Regions from separate parts of the Homo sapiens genome. Here region 2 is linked to region 1. Evidence: chromatin loops called from intact Hi-C (ENCODE). Cell type or tissue: OCI-LY7. All regions are shown on one strand.

Region 1 (8,000 bases):
CTGCTTATTATACTTTGATATTAGCCCAGTGAGACCCAAGTCTAGGGCTGGAAACTGGGCCACAGGAAGTGAGGGATGTGAGCCAGGAGGTTCCAGAACCTTCCCCCTAATCTGCCTGCATGGTGATGCCTCATCTGTGCCAATCCAGAGAAATACGCTTCTTCACCCCCCTCCTTCTAGCTGACCTGCAGGGCTCTGGCTCACAGTGTTTCCTCACAAGCCCTGGGAGGGGGCTGCACCTGGGAGGTGACTTCCTCTGGGCTCCGGAAGCTGCTCCGTTGAGCTGAACGAATGGGCCCGGAGCTGCTTACAGCAAAGCATGAGGGCTGGAGAGGGAGGAGTGAGGCCTTGCACCTGCCTTCAGAGCTTTCTGTTAGCTGGGGACAGGTGCGTGCACAGGGGACCCTAAAACAAGGCAGTGCTGGGGACACGGCCACAGGGCATTGGAGGAACTCCAGAGAGGGAAATTGCTTTTGCCTGGGGGCATCGGGAAGGCCTGCTGGGGTCTGCTTGGGGAGTCCCTCCTGCCAGATATTGAGTATCAGTGTCTCATGCCCGGTGAGCTTCCTCCCTCTCAGGGTGCTGTCCTCCAACCCCGCTGCTTTCCCACGGATTCTGAGAGGGCACCACCACCATCCAGGACTCCGGCTTCCTGTCTGGGCGGCTCCACTTCTCGCCCCGCAGTGCCTCACCCTGCCACCCTGTCTCTCCGGGGTCTGCAATGAGAGGTACTGCCTCTGACAAAGGCGCTTGGGAGGAGCGTGTGGAGCAGGAGAAGAGTGCCTGGGAGCAGGGGTCAGCAGGGACAGGGGCCAGGTCTACGCAGAGGATGCTATGGTGGCCAAGGGGAAGGGCTGGGAGGGGGCTTTGCAGACTTGGAGAAGCTTTAAGGTGGTGGGTACAGAGGCATGACCAGAGAGGTCGGCCCAGGTTCCTGGTGCTCCTGCTTGTATTTAATTCCTGGCACCCTGGGGTCTCCTAGCTCCAGGGGAGGTGAGTGATGTGCTCTGGCCAATGGGCTGTGAACTGTGCTGATTGGATCCCCGCTGTCCTGCCTGCCCCAGAAGATGGGAAGCCACGTGCCCACAAGTCTGGGTCCCACCATGGCGCAGCCCCCCATGGGCCCAGGCCCTCAGCCTGTGGGGACACGTGCAGTGGGAGAGGGTGGTCTGGATTTATTCAGCCACAGAGACTCCTCGGCAACTTCTTATCCCAGCTCCATCAGCCTGTCGAGGAGGATTAACTAGGCTTAGAAGTAGCCCATGGCCTTGGGAAGGACGCATTGTATGGGGTTGGGAAACACAAAAGCACGATGAGTTAATGTTTATGGGAGGGGAGGTGGGGAGACCCAGGTAACAATCGCGGGTGGTAGTCCAAGATCCTGCGGTGACCACCAGGGCAGAGCCGGGTGGGGCAGTGGCCACGGAGGGGCAAACGCTGCGTGGGGGGAAACTCTTAACTTCTTGCTTCCAAACGAAAGGGTCCCAGTTTGAAGAACTTCCCCCGACCCCCTGCCCCCCCGCCCCTCAGTTTCAAGTGTGTGTTTTATCCATTTTCTTGGGAACCATATTCCTGAACCCCTAAGCACCTGAACCCTAACTAATTTACTCTGAACCCACCTAATTTACCTAACTTACCCTGAACCCCTAAGCACCTACAGGTTTTAGAATGATGAATAATCCATTTTGGATAAAGGCAATCATACCTGGATTCAGCCAGAATAGGAACTTTTCTAAGCAGATTTTTTGGAAAATAAAATTTTGGGACTTTTAAGTTGAGAAATCAGTGAAACCAAGTACAATATCCCATTAGAAACAGCACATTCGTGAGCACTTACTCTATGACTTTATGAGTAAAAATACTGTTCCCTGAATTATTAAAGGTGAGCATATCCCACCTTAAGATTATTCATACATAATAATGATAGCCCAATGTCCTATAAAATAAACGTATGAAAGTATGATGTACATACAGAGGCATTCACTAATTATATGTGTATTGCTTAGTGAATGATCATGTCTGCTGCCTTTGATTTCTTATAAAGTGACTTTTAGGGTAAAATAAATCAGAATTTTATGACAGGTGGCAGGGTGCTTTCTCATTACATTTTCTGTGAATCAGTTTGATCAACCATAAACATACTGAGCCCTCTGCATTTCTGTTGATGGAGTGTCAGTCCGTGCAACCTGGCTACATGTCATTATTCACTTACATTTTTTCTCTTAATCCTTACAGGGGCTTTATTTGGTGGCTGCTGCTTTATTTGGTGGCTTCTGTAACACTCTCCACTTCACAGGATGAGGAAACTGAGGCACAGAGAAATTGTGTAGTTTGTCAAGAGTCACACAGCAAGTGGGGTGGTGGGGCCATAGTCCAGCCCTAGGCGGTCCCCAGGGCTGGATTCTCCTGCTCTCTGGGCTGCAGGGAGGGGCTGCACCCTCTCTTCCCACACGTGACTGGTGGCCTGGAGGTCCTGGGCTGCGTGTGTTCATACCAGGCCAGAGCAGGCATTCCTTCTATGGACAACTATCAGATGGCTCTCCTGTCCCAGGCACTGGCTGGGAATGCACAGCCTGCTGGGTGAGGCGGTGGGGAAGGTCCCATCCTTACTCCCAATGTTGCCCATAGAAAGAGACTCTAGAGTCTGGCACCAAGGGTATTGGTATTTAGTGTGAAAAAGAGGAAAGAGAAGTTTGAAACGGACACAATTTTCATTTTAAAATTAACTACATGGACTTGTCAAGTAGAAATTAGAACCATGCTGATTTCTGGATGTTTGCACACCTAAAAAAAAATCTGGCGGTGACAGGCAATACTTTCTAAGCTCTCGGGCGTGTGCGTCCACTGGGCGTCTTAAAGGCACAGACAGCATCCATGAGACAAGGTGGCAGGGGCGGGGGGCGGGTGCTGGTCTTGCCTTTATGTAAGAAACGTAGGGGAACATTTCTGTCTTTTTTGGTGGGGGGACAGGGTCTTGCTCTGTCGCCCAGGCTGGAGTGCAGTGGTGCGGTCACGGCTCACTGCAGCCTTGACCTGCCTGGGCTCAAGTGATCCACCCACTTCAACTTCCTGAGTAGCTGGGACCACAGTTGTGCACCACTGTGCCCAGCCAGGGAGCATTCTTTCTCTCAAACCACATGAAACCATTGGCCCCAGAATTTTAATAAGAAGGGGGTGACACCACCCATGATCATTTTATCCCAGATATCTAATACTTTTGTGGCAGGTTAACTCAGCTAGCACTCTGCAGGGTGGGGCACCGGTCCCCCCGCCCGCCCCAACCCTCCGCTTTCTCTTCCACAAGGGGGCTCCCGGCCAGGTGGGGTAAGCAGGTTCAGCCTCTTGCGCCTTGAAGTAAACGATCTTGCATTACAAAGTGCCTGAGTCACTCCTTCTCACATGGGACCGACTGATGTAGATGGCAGGGACACAGGGTTTGGCTGAGACCAGCCCTGTGCCAGCCAGGGGAGGGAGGCTGACCCCAGTGTAAGAGGAGCTCAGGAGATGAAGAATGGAGACCACCAGGAACCGTCCAACTGCCTTCTCCGTGCCATGTCAGTGAGGGTTGCGCAGGTGCCTGGCCCAGTCAGCCCTGGGAGGCCCTAGTGCATGACTCCCGGGCGTCTGCCTCGGGGCATCCCTGCTGCTCCTTCCTCTTCACCTCCTAAGCCACCTCCCAGGCCTTGGTGCTGAAGGAGTGGCCAGAACTAAGGAGGGGCTGCCATCAGGTGGATGGGGCATCCATGAGGGTGCAGCGGAGGGACGCCCTGCTGGGAGGGAGCTCGGAGCTTGAGGGGGCTGCCGGAAGGGCCTGGCTAGGCCTGATTCTGGGTCTGCTTGGAGCCTGCACTGCCAGCAATAGTCTCTTAAAGCTGAGGGTTTTTTTTTTTTCTGCCAAAAAAATGTTTTCAGTAGTAGATGCCACTTCCACAGAGATCTGAGGTGCACACAGCCTGGAGTGCGAGGTTCGTGGGGGTTGGGAAGATGCTGTTACCTGGTAAACGTATCTTTCAGGGGACAGGTAAGTCCCCAGGTCTTTGGAAGGCAAGCATCAAGAAGTGAGGGTGGAACCAGGGTGGGGCAGGTCCTGCTTGGATCCTTGCAGACTTTGCCCCGGCTACCGGCTGCTCCCTGTCGTGCGCCTGGCGTGCTGGGTCCCCGCGGCTGCTGTGCTGGGGAGCCCTCTGCAGGGCGGCCTCCTCCGGGCCACCCTCCTTACATCAGCGGAGGCCACTGAGGATCCACTGCAGGCATTTTCTGACACTCAGGGCGGAATGACACTTAGAATGTCCTTTGGTGATTCTGGCGCTTGAGATTCTGTTGAGGCAGGGAGTGTGGCCGAGGGGAGACCCTAGAGTAAGACCTGGGGTAGCATCCCTTTTTTTCTGCTCTCTAGGGGGTGGCGTTGAGGCTGCTCTTGCTAAAATGCTCCCTTTCTTTTGCTTGTCTGTGAAGTCCCACAGCTGTAAGGGAGAAATGAGGGCTGCACGAGGCTGTTCCCCTCAAAGTCTGGGGTTCCCTTGCAGGCAGGGTTCTGAGGGTCCCCGGTGCCAGAGGCCTGGGTTCCACTCCCGCTGGGTCACAGGCACGTTGTGAGGCTGAGGCTGTGGTCCCGTTCCGCATGGCACAGGCTCACACAGGGGAGCTGAGGACCCCCACACGGAGGGGACTGCGTTCCCAGGAAGCCCCCCGTTCCCCCGGCGCTCAGCCTCGGAGGCATTCAGCCTTGGAGGTTTGATGGGGGGGACAGGGAACGGGGTCCTCTCTCTGTTTACCCGCGCCTCCTGGGTCACTCACTGCAAGCTGGGACTTAGCGCAGATAGCACTTGATTGCGCCACTCCCTGCTCAGAGAAGGCCCTGTAATCCGGAGGTTTCCTATTTGTTTTTTAGTTTTATGGGCATTTAGTAAAATGGCTATGATTACGGCCTGTGTGTTTAGCTGTAGAGGCAAATTACATTGATAGCCCTTTCCCCTCTCTCTCTCCCTCTCTCTCTCCCTCTCTCACACACACACTCACACACTCTCTCACATACACTCACACACACACACACATCACTCACACATGTACTGACACACAATCATACACATACAAACACACTATTGCTATCACACAGACACACATGCTCACCCTCACACACAGTCATACACTATCACTCACAGACTCCCACACACAGACTCCCACACACACTCCCACACACACTCACATACTCTCACACTCCACACACACAGTCATACTCTCAGACACACACTCTCAGACTCCTCACACATACTCTCACACACATTCTCATACACACACACACTCACTGTCACAGACACACTCTCGCACACCCCGCTCATCCACTCCACTCTCTGCCGCCTCGTCTCAGCTGGGCCTGCAGCTCCGCTGTGAGCTGTGAGCCACAGGCTGTGAGGAGCGCAGCCACCCCTGCTCTTGGGGGCCGTGGTCTCCTGGGGGGTTTGTCGGGGGTGAGTGTGGGTGCTCCAGTGAGGGTCCTAGCGTTCCCTCCAACCCGCTTCATGTCCCGCTCTGTCTACTGGGGTTCTTCATGAGCCCCATTTCATTTGAAGAAAGGATTGGATAGCTAAAAAGAATCTGAATCCGTCTAAAAAGATTTTGGAAATTCCTGCCCACCCCCAACCCAGGTCTGAGGCACATGTGAGTAGATTTAAGCATGTCCACAGCCAGCGCTTCAAGGCAGGTGTGAGTGGGATCTAGGGCTGGACACAGAGGGGCTGTCCTTGTGGGCTGGGGGCCTGGAAACCGTGCTCCAGGGGTGAGAGGGCCTTCCTCTTTGGAACGCTTTCTGGGACACCTGCAACTGTTTTCTGTCCTCACAGCAGCGCATCTGTGGTCCCCGCATCTGGCCTGCGTCCATCGTCCACCAGTCTGCTCACCTCCAGGCAGCCCCGTTTTCTAGGGCTGCCTCCGGTCCCACCCAGCGCTCCTGGTGGCTGTGCCTGGTGACTGGGACGACTTGGCAGTGTGGTCAGCGGCATGGCCTCGTAAACTCCAGCTTCTGGAAAGGAGCTGGGCCTGGGCCTGAACGATGGTGGTAGGACCCACTGCTGGACCCGGCCAGGTGGGTGGCACGGGCTGGATGAGAAAGGCAGGTCCTGCAGGCTGACTCAGAGTGCCAAGCAGCTGAGGCGGACGTCCCGGGTGCAGTTTGCTTTGAGGGGTCATCCCGGTGCAGCAGAGCGCTTCTGCAGGAGTGGGTCACACGTGGACATCTGGGCAGGCTAGGGACACAGGGCCTCAGTTGCTAGACCTGGCTGGGCTCGGGCTCCTGGGGGCAAGGCCTGGCCCCCATCCTGTTGCCAGAAGATGCCCAGATCAGAATCGGGGGTCAGGGGTGGACCAGATGTCTGGACTGGGGAGGACTCTGCCCGTGCTCCAGGCACACTCTCCCCTGGGAGCCTCATTCCAGCCATTCCCTCTACCAGGAATGGTCTTTACCCACAGTCCCTCTTGGTTGACCCTGGCTTTGGCTGTAATCTCATCTCTCGATGAGGTCCATGTTGACCAACCTATTTAATGTACAACCTGCCCCCACCTTCCCTCACCCCCTAGTTCACCTTCCCCAGTCTTCTATTTTCTGTGTATTGTGACCTTTAACCTACTACATAACTTATTTATGTACCAAGCTTATCATTTATTATCTCTCTCTCCTTTCTAGAAGGTAGACCCTCAATCAGGATCTGTTCAGTGGATTAGTGAGGAAATCTCCAGACCCTACGCTTCACTTTTGGGGGTGGGAACCTCCCCTCCCCAACCACCTGCCACAGGGAAGGAAATACCATGTGTGACAAATAGAATACAACTATCAAAAGAACGCGAAATGAGCCCCATGAACGCCAGACCTTTCAGCCAAATTCTATTTGTACTGGGACAATGAAAAAGTGACTCATTTATCCACAGAAGAGGGAAAGGCACGACTGCTAGGCAGAAGTAGTGTGCATCTCCCGCCTTCTGTTTTGTGCCCCGATGTGCCTAGAAGGTCACCCCAGCCCCTCCAGCCTCTGGGGAGAAGTTGGGCCTGGGCCTGAATGATGACACTGGGGCCCATTGCTGGACCCGGCCGGGCGGGTGGCAAGGGCCCTGCTGCAGACTGGACGAGAAAGGCCAGTCCTGCAGTCTGACCAGGTGTAACCTCGGGGTGCGAAGCAGCTGAAGTGGACATCCCGGGTGCAGTTTGCTTTGAGGGGTCATCCCGGAGCAGCAGAAATACCATGTGTGACCCATTTTAGAGATGAGGAAATGGAAGACTCCTCTGCTCTAGGGCCCCAGTTGTTGCCCCTGCCCTACTTCTCCCGATCAACGCTGCCTCCTTATTCAGAAAGCTCAAGAACCGAGTCCCCAGGAAAACGACATGTTGTTTTTTTTGGCACTAATCATTATTGTTTAATTATCCTGGGAGGGACAATAAGAGGGAAGGAAGAAGGAGAAGGTGAGTCTGGAGGCAGGGCGCCTTCCCCGGGGCTGTGTTCAGCACCAGCACCGAATGCTCTGGGATGTCTGGGCAGAGGCTCAGAGACGCAGCTTGACTCAGAGGGAAGCTTAGTCCTGGGCCAGTTTTCAAGGGTTTCCTCTGTGTTCTGGTCCTGCGGGTGGGCACTGCTTGCTGTGTTCAGACACTGATTAGATTAGGGCAGCTTGCCAAAGACAGGTCCCTGCTAGAGCAGCCCTTGGTGGCCAGGACATCGTGGTTGCCTGTGCCTCGGAGCCCTGGCTTTGCCCAGGTGGTCGCTTTGCAGCATTGTGTGGCTGGGTTGGAGGCCAGGGTGCTGCCCACACGTGGGGCTGGCTGGAGCTCGGCAGTCCAGTCACATGACTGGTCAGGGCCTCCTCAGCTCCTCCGTGCCCAGGGAGGGAGTGGGGCATTCCCCAGTGACCTGTCACAGGTGGCACAGTTCCTGGGATGGGAGGCCCAGTTCCCATAGACCTAGGGCAGATTTTTATCCTGTTCTCAGATGCCCACTGCATCCAGGAAGCTCTGT
Region 2 (8,000 bases), 75 kb after region 1:
TACAGAGAAACTTGGCTGCTGGCAAGGTGGGGTGGGTTTGGGCTCCGGAGGACCCAGGATTATGGATCATGGACTCTCACAAAGAAGACTTAAAAGGTTCTTATGCCTAAACTTAAAAGTCTCTAATTGATAACACTTACACAGATAATTCATGCACATGCTCTCATACATATAAATGAAGAAACAATGCAGAAGAGCATAGAGCGAAAGGGGAAATGCTCTTCTAATCATGATCGCCCGACCTGCTTTCTCCCATAAATAATCCCTATGAACAATTCAGGGTGTCTCTCCCAGGCATTTTTCTTAACCTCTAAATATGTATGTGTACATTTGCCTCATTATTTTAAAATGATGCACAATAATCTATAATATGTCTGCTCGAAGTTTATTTGGACAAACACTTACTGATAAGTATTCAGGTTTATTTCAGTCGGTTGCTTTTACATGGCGGCAGTTACCATCGTTTTACCTACATTTTTCTGCACATATGGGCATATGGGGATATTTCCATGACATAGACAACTGGAAATTTCTCACTAGGTAAAAAAGTGTGAAGATTAAAATTTTGATAGATTTAATGTTGTCCTTTGAAAAGACTACCATAATTTACACTCCTATCAATCATATAATAGTACATCTTTTATATGTTCCTATCGGTATAACTTTTCAGCAATATAATGGGTAAAATATATTTTTGGGTTTTTTGAATTTTTTTTGATATGGATGTGCTTCATTGCTAATAAAGTTTGACATCTTTTTTTATATGATTACTGTTTTATTTATATATCTTCTCTGTGAATTATCTGCTGATATTCATTGCTTTATTTTCTTTTGAATTGTTGGTCCTTTAGAATGTGTCGGTGCTCTTCCATACTGTAGATGTTATCCATGCTGTGTATCCTTTCTGCCTTTCTGCAAGTTAGCTTTAAACTTTGTTTATGGTGCCTTTGGTCATAACATTTTTATATTTATGTGACCAAACTTGTCAATCTTTTTCTTATTTCATCTGGGTTTTTTTTTTTTTTTGCTGGTGAAGGGAGAGTAACACTTATGAAGCACTTTTCCATCCCTAGATTTAAAAAATGCTTCTTATATATTTATTTCAATAATTTTATAATAAAATTTCATGAATCCATTTAAAATTTATTTTTAAATATTTTAAAATTATAATTTAAAATATTTACAATAATATTTTAAAATTATTTAAAATATTTTATACTTTATACTGTTTATATATTGTATAATATTTATTATAATTTAAATTATTTTAAAAATAATTTCTAAGTCTTTCTATCACTTTTTGAAAGGTTGGTATTTTTTCAGTGATTAGAAACATTTACTGTTCTGGTTATCTATTGCTGCAGAACATATACCGCTAGACTTAGTGGCACAGAACAATCACAACTTGATTCTGCTCGTGAACTCTGAAGTCTGGGAATTTAGGCAGAATGGGGATTATCTGGCTCTGCTCTACCATGTCTGGGGCCTCAGCTAGGAAGACTTGAGTGGCTGGGGTGGTGTGAACAGTGGGGGACTGGGATCATCTAAGGGTTTTTCACTGACGTGTTTGGGTACCTGGGCTGGGATGACTCAAAAGTTGGGCTCAGCTGGGAACAGTCCTTGGAGTGCCTAACTTGGCATCTATATGGCTTGGGCTTCCTCACAGTATGGAGGCCTCAGGGTGGTCTGAATTGTTCATGAAAGCTTAGGACACCAAGAGCTAGTGTTGCAACAGAACAGGGAAGAACCTGCATGGCCTTTTGTGACCTCACCATGGAAGTCAGACATGTCACTTCCATTGGTGGACGGTCACATGTCCACCCAGATTCAAACAGAGGGGACATAAACCTCACTTCTCAATGGGAGAAATGTCAAATAATTTGTGGATATGTTTTAAAGCTGCTTCAGCCTCCCTTATCACATATTAAATTTCCATTTATAATGGATCTGTTTCTAGACTCTAACATGTCCCAGTGGTCTATTTGTTTAACCCCGCTCCAACATCACCTGCCATCCTACAGACTTTTCTTCTCGGTTATGACAATATTTTAAAATTTCTAAAATAAAACTTTGGTTAGAAAGTAATATTACCTGTAAGCAATGATTTTTTTTGTGTGTCCATTGGGGGTTCATGGAGTTTTTAGGGTGGGTACACATGATATTATGCGCTGACATCTTGTAATTATATCTCTACTTCTTAGAGGAGAATTTCAGCACCTGTTGAGTTCATCTACCTCACCCCTGACCATTTTATAGGGCAAAGAAGCCCATGCAAAGACATTAAGTGGTTTGGCCATGGTCCCTAGCATGTTGGAGGCAGGGCTGGCCCCGGAACCCAGGTCTCCTGACTGCAGCATGGTGCCCTGCCTATCAGGCTGGCTGGATTCTTCACACCCCAGCCTTCGTTGGTTACATTGTGCTCACTATTGATGGTTGCCTGTGGCCGTTGACAAGGGTTTTGGTTACCTGTATGTATGATGCTGACAGTAAACTGTGGAGCAAACGCGCCTCCTGCACGGTGAGACAGCCCCCAGGTAGAAACGGCGTCTTGGCTGGTGCCCCACACTGCACGGTTACTTCAACCTTCATGCACTGAGCACTGCACCAACTGCCAGAAGAATGTATTGGCCATTTTCATCATTTCTACACTGGATGCTGGGTTTGGGATTTAGAGATCAGCTGTGGAGTAGGCTGACCTCTTACCAATGCCCTGGGAAAATGCGGTTCAAATTAATCGTCATTCCCTGGGCTGTTGGGAGCTGCTTGCAGGGAATATCTCCCTGGAGGTCTCTTTTTTGCTTTGCCCTGAACTTTAAGACCCTCAGAACTTTCTGTAAGAGGCTGGCCTTTTAGAGCTGAGAGGGACTTCTGTAACCTAAACTAGGTTAACCAGACTTGGATATTTGGCAGACATTTTCTTGAAAATAAATGAAGTAAGCCTGTGGCTTCAGGAAAAATAACTGATAGTATCTGTTGCCATACAATTAGACCTTTCGTGTGAAAATTAAAATTTTAGAAAACTTGTATCCATTGCTGTGAGCTTGATAGCTTCCTAACACCTCCGGACTTTTCTGATGGAATTCATGATCATATTAATGCACTGGCTGTGTAATGAAATGTGTTGACGTTTGATAGATCACACGTCAGTGAATCAATATTTGCCAAATGACCAATACATTTATTGCAAAATCATGAGTGGGTAAACAAATGATCTATTCAAAGTGCAGGATAGCTAATAGATTTTAATGTAGTCATATAAAAAAAATAGGTGAGATGGGTTCTCATTCAACAGTGCAGCTAACCTATGAGAAACTATCATGATTTGAATTTTGGTATAGTATGGAAGAGGAATAGCCACAATTGTCTGAAAAGTCTATTACAGACATGTCCCTCTTTTCTAGCTACATATTTGTTTCGGGCTGAATTTTCTTCACATGCCTCAGCTAAAGTGATCTAATGGCCCAGGCTGAGGGCAGAAGCAGATCTGACAACCTGGCTGTTTTCTAAGTCAGACACCCAGGAGCTTTGAACAGGCATAAATTATTGCCATTCTTCTCACTGATATTTTTGTTTTGAAAAGTATAGTGGCTGGGGCACGGTGGCTCACGCTTGTAATCCCAGCACTTTGGGAGGCCGAGGCAGATGGATTACTTGAGGTCAGTAGTTCGAGACCAGCCTGGCCAACATGATGAAACCCTGTCTTTACTAAAAACACAAAAATTAGCTGGGCATGGTTGTGGGCGCCTGTAACCCCAGCTACTGGAGAGGCTGAGGCAGGAGAATCGCTTGAAACCGTGAGGCAGAGGTTGCAGTGAGCTGACATTGGGCCACTGCCACTCCAGCCTGGGTGACAGAGCAAGACTCTGTCTCAAAAAAAAAAAAAAAAAAAAAAAAAGAAAGAAAGAAAATGTAGTTATTTTTCTTAAAATATGAAATTTATGTTTACATGTCATGAATTATTGTTATTTTTGATACAAGTTGATACATATTTTAAAATTTTCTCAGTTTTAATTTGTAAAACAGCAAATGCCATCAAATCTAAACTCACATGAACAAAAGCTTTTGAGGATGCTGAATAATTTTTAAGAGGGCAAAGTGGTCCTGAGGCCAAAAAATCTGAGAGAGGCTGCTTTTCAGAAAAACCTACCTTAGTTTAAACAGTTAAGAGACCTCTGCACAGGCACCTGGTTGGTGAGGCCTATGCCAGGTGCAAGGGCGGCCCCCCGGCTGTTACCTGTGAGCTTTCACCAGGTCTGACTTCTGCCTTTTAGGCAAATGACCTGGATCCTGTGGGGCATGACTCGGAGACCACTGGGCATGTCTCCTCTTCGGCGTGCTATTTAAAAGCAAATGAAATGGTACCAGCGTGTATTTCTGAACGAGTGTGAAAAGAGAACGTCAGAATAGAAAGTTCAACGGTAACTGTGCAATGAGTAATGTGGGTGTTCTCTAATGGGGACCAGGAAAAGGGAAACTTGTCGGGAAGACGGGGTGTATGCTGATGTCAGGAGGTCTTGTGTGAGGCTGCTGAGGCCCTCCCAGATCTGCTTCACATCCGCTTCTCACATCTGCATCTGAGGCCCCGCTGTCTCACCCCCGAGTGTGGAAAAGGGGGACTCGGCTGCACCCTCCCTGTGCTCGCCCCCATTGTTCTCTACACCCTCTGTGCGTGTGCTGCTGAGTTTATAGTCCGGGATTGTGGGTGGAAAGACAGCTTTGTATTTCTGAATGTTAAGAAGATAGAGTAAAGCCACTTCAGTGTATTCTTTTTTTTTTCCCGCAAAGGTATATCCATGGACAATTTTCACCTTTGTCTTTCCTGGGATTATGTGTATATGCCCTCTGTCCCCACCCTGTTCTGGATTCAGAGATGAATTGGACTTGTCAAGAAAGTGCTCAAAGTCTCGTTGGGAACTAGATAGAAAGATCGAAAACTACACAGGGGTCTGAGGGGATGTGATGAGTCATCTTCCAGACAGTGACTGCAGTGGGCGTCTAGAGAGGGCTGTGCCCTGACGGTGGTGTGGTGGGGTAGTGAGAACGGATCCGGGGAGAAGGAGATTTGGGGGAGGGAGAAAGTAGTCACATGGGGCTGCATAGAAGCAGGTGTTCAGAGGGAAGGGAATTGAGAACTGCTCCCCAGGAGAGCTGGAAGGCTAAGTCCAGGTGACCCATACGGAGTCACCAGGTAGTGAAGACAAGAGCAGGGTGCAGGCATGGGGAGGCAAACCCAGATGATTTTCTGAGCAGTTGGCTTGTGGTCATGAGTGTTTTGATTTCACTGATCCCGCTGAACACACACTGCCTCTTGCCAAGTCCAGCCTTGAAGAGTTGGAGTCATCTGGAAAAATTCATAATTAAGGGAGGGCATGAACTTGACCTTGAAGGGCCACCAGGATTTGGGTAAGAAGAATGGGAAAAGCATTTGAGGGTTAGGAAAGGGGTAGATGAAGGCTTAGAAGTGGGAAGGTGCCAGGCATGTGGACCGGGGGACTGGAGCCAGGGGGTGGTGTGGGGAGTGGGCCGGGCTGTGAAGCTGAAGGCCCTGCAGGCCAGACTCAAGCATGGTCCTTGCCTGTTGGCTGTGGGAGCCACGGATGGTCTTTGAACAGCAATTAGGACTGTATGACAGGGCCCTTATCATGACACCTGGGAGTGACTGAAGGAGCAGTGGAAACGCCAGGACCATTAGGGTTTCTCTTCATTGAGGGCAGTCAAAGAGAAAAGGAGAGATGAAAAAAATCACTGCTTTAGAGGAATTGGGGGCTGACTGGAATCGTATGGCAAGGGAGCGGAGGAGTGAGGGATGGTGCCAAGTTTTCGGCCTGACACCAGCGAAATACAAATACGCTTGTGTTTCTTTACATAGCCGAGCGCGCAGATGATCTTTAAGACGTGCTCGTCTGATTTGGCACTTGGATTCTGGGAGGAACAGGAGGAAGAAATCTCTCAGACTGGGAATCAAGTTTTAGCTCCCCTTGGGGCTATTATTATTACCTAAGGAACACAGTCAGGCTCCTGGGTGAAGAATCAAACTAAGGACAGTGGTGTCTGTGACCTGGGCTCCTCCATGGGCCCGTGTGGCCGGCAGCCTCTAGGACTGCCTGGTGACCCCCACTGCTGTTGTCACAGCCTCTCATCGTGCCCATCCCTGGAGCGTGGGCTGGATCTCAGGACTTGCTTCTCGTGGATAGACCACAGACTACAGCAAAGGTGACAATATGCCGCTTCCGTGATGAGGCCACATGTCTTGCTCACTGTCACTCATGCCTTTGCTTGGTCACTCACCCTGAAGGAAGTCACTGGCCTCGGGACAGGCCCCCATGTAAGGAATCGAGGTCTCCAGCCAACAGCTATGTGAGTGAGCTTGGAACCAAATCCTACCCCAAGCAGGCCCCGAGATGACCACAGGTTGTCAGCTTGATTGCAGCTTGTGAGATGCCCGGAGCCAGGGGGACCAGCTGGCCACTCCCAGGTCCCCGGCCCACAGGGACTATGACATAATCTACTTGTGTTGCGTTAGGCTGCTGAACTTGGGGAAATTCATTGCACAGCTATAGATAGCCGACACATCCAAACTCTCCTGGTGGTGTTGAAGAGCACTGGCCCCGAAGCCAGATGCCTGTGTGCAAATCCTGGCTCTGCCATTTACAAGCTGCACAACCTTAAGTAAATTAGTTGGTTCTATGTGCCTCAGTCCCTTCACCTGTAAAATGGGAATAAGAATAACGCCTGTGTCATGAGGTGACTGTGAGGATTAAATAAGGTAGCCCCTGCACATCGCTTGGCATCGTGTTAGCACTCAGTCAGTATCAGCTCCCATCCCCACGATTACTATTGTCTACCCTTGAAGGCCAGCCAAGGGCCCATCCCACCTATAGCTTCTTCTTACTGCCCCAGCACCTGCTGGCCTCTCCTTGGCACTGTACACTCTGGTTCTCCATTAAAAACTCTTGAATTTGTTCTCTGAGGGTCTCAGATGTGTCACCTCTTCTCTTCCCAACTGTGTTAGTCCATTTTGCATTGCTGTAAGGGAAGACCTGATGCTGGGTAATTTACAAAGAAAAGAGGTGTATTTGGCTTACCGTTCTGCTGGCTGTACAAGCATGGGAGCTGGCATATCTGCTTTAGGCAAGAACATCAGGAAGCTGCCACTCATGGCAGAAGGTGAAGGGGAGCAGGTGCGTCACATGGTGAGACAGGGAACAAGAGAGCGGGGAAGGCCCTAGCTAGACTTTAACCAGCAGATCTTGCGGTAACTCATTACCACCGGAAGGGTACCAAGCCATTCATGAGGGCCCCCATGACACAAACACCCCCCTCCAGGCCCCACCTCCAGCACTGGGGATCACATTTCAACATGAGATTTGGAAGGGACACACATCCAAACCATATCACCAGCTCTGAAGGGTCTCCAGGAAGGCTCGGCAGAGTGTTTGACGCAGAATGAGAGGGTGGAGTTAAAGTGGGCAGATGATGAGAGAGACATCATTAGCTGTGAGCCCACGGAGGCCAGGGCCAGGTGGAGATACTGCTTGCTGCTTGTGAGGGCCTAGACTGTCCAGGCACAGAAGAAGTGCAGAGCCGTCTTGTTAATCTGGATAGAGTGAACAGAAATGACATACTCAGAGGCCTCGAGAAGATGCACAAAGCCATGAAGGGGACGTGAAGACAGGTTCTAGGGTGGCTCCCTTAATGCAAAGTGAGTGCTTGGTAAATGTTTGGTGCATGAATGTTTGTTGAATGGAGCCAAATGTTCATTCTTGCCAGTTTGGTGAAGGTCCCCTGAAGTGGTTGGAATTTGGATGATGGGAAAAGAGGCTGATCACTGTGAAAGGAAGAGGAAAGCTGAAAGTCACAGGAAAGGGTTTTGAAGCAGGAACCTGAGCTCGGTGCTGGCACCTCGGGCCACACACACCCTCCCTGCAGCTGTGCCTGCTCTGTGCTGATGGCCTGGCGCATGCTTCCGAGTTTGTATTTTCTATGGCAGCCAGCTCCCT

Evidence for each region. A loop is a pair of places that touch in the nucleus more often than their neighbours do. Peaks named below come from ENCODE experiments on the same cell type or tissue, not always from the same donor. Only the 100,000 strongest peaks of a DNase experiment are listed, where the experiment ranks them.
Region 2: it touches region 1 in a loop (5-fold over the local background); 4 of 110 quality-filtered maps call a loop at or near these places.

Annotation. Positions count from the first base shown.
Region 1 is chr2:8,624,067-8,632,066 of GRCh38, reverse strand. All of the region lies in intron 1 of LOC105373411 (a long non-coding RNA gene), which reads left to right. Among named protein-coding and RNA genes, the nearest start is that of LINC01814, 44 kb to the right of the region's middle. In OCI-LY7, CTCF peaks have their summits at 3,079, 3,283 (motif pointing right), 4,095 and 4,298; DNase peaks (open chromatin) are centred at 286, 2,165, 3,066 and 3,336; H3K4me3 peaks cover 3,881 bases; H3K27ac peaks cover 4,587 bases.
Region 2 is chr2:8,548,974-8,556,973 of GRCh38, reverse strand. No RefSeq gene overlaps it. Among named protein-coding and RNA genes, the nearest start is that of LINC01814, 31 kb to the left of the region's middle. In OCI-LY7, no CTCF peak of the experiment used is centred here; DNase peaks (open chromatin) are centred at 4,263 and 5,013; H3K4me3 peaks cover 3,410 bases; H3K27ac peaks cover 6,713 bases.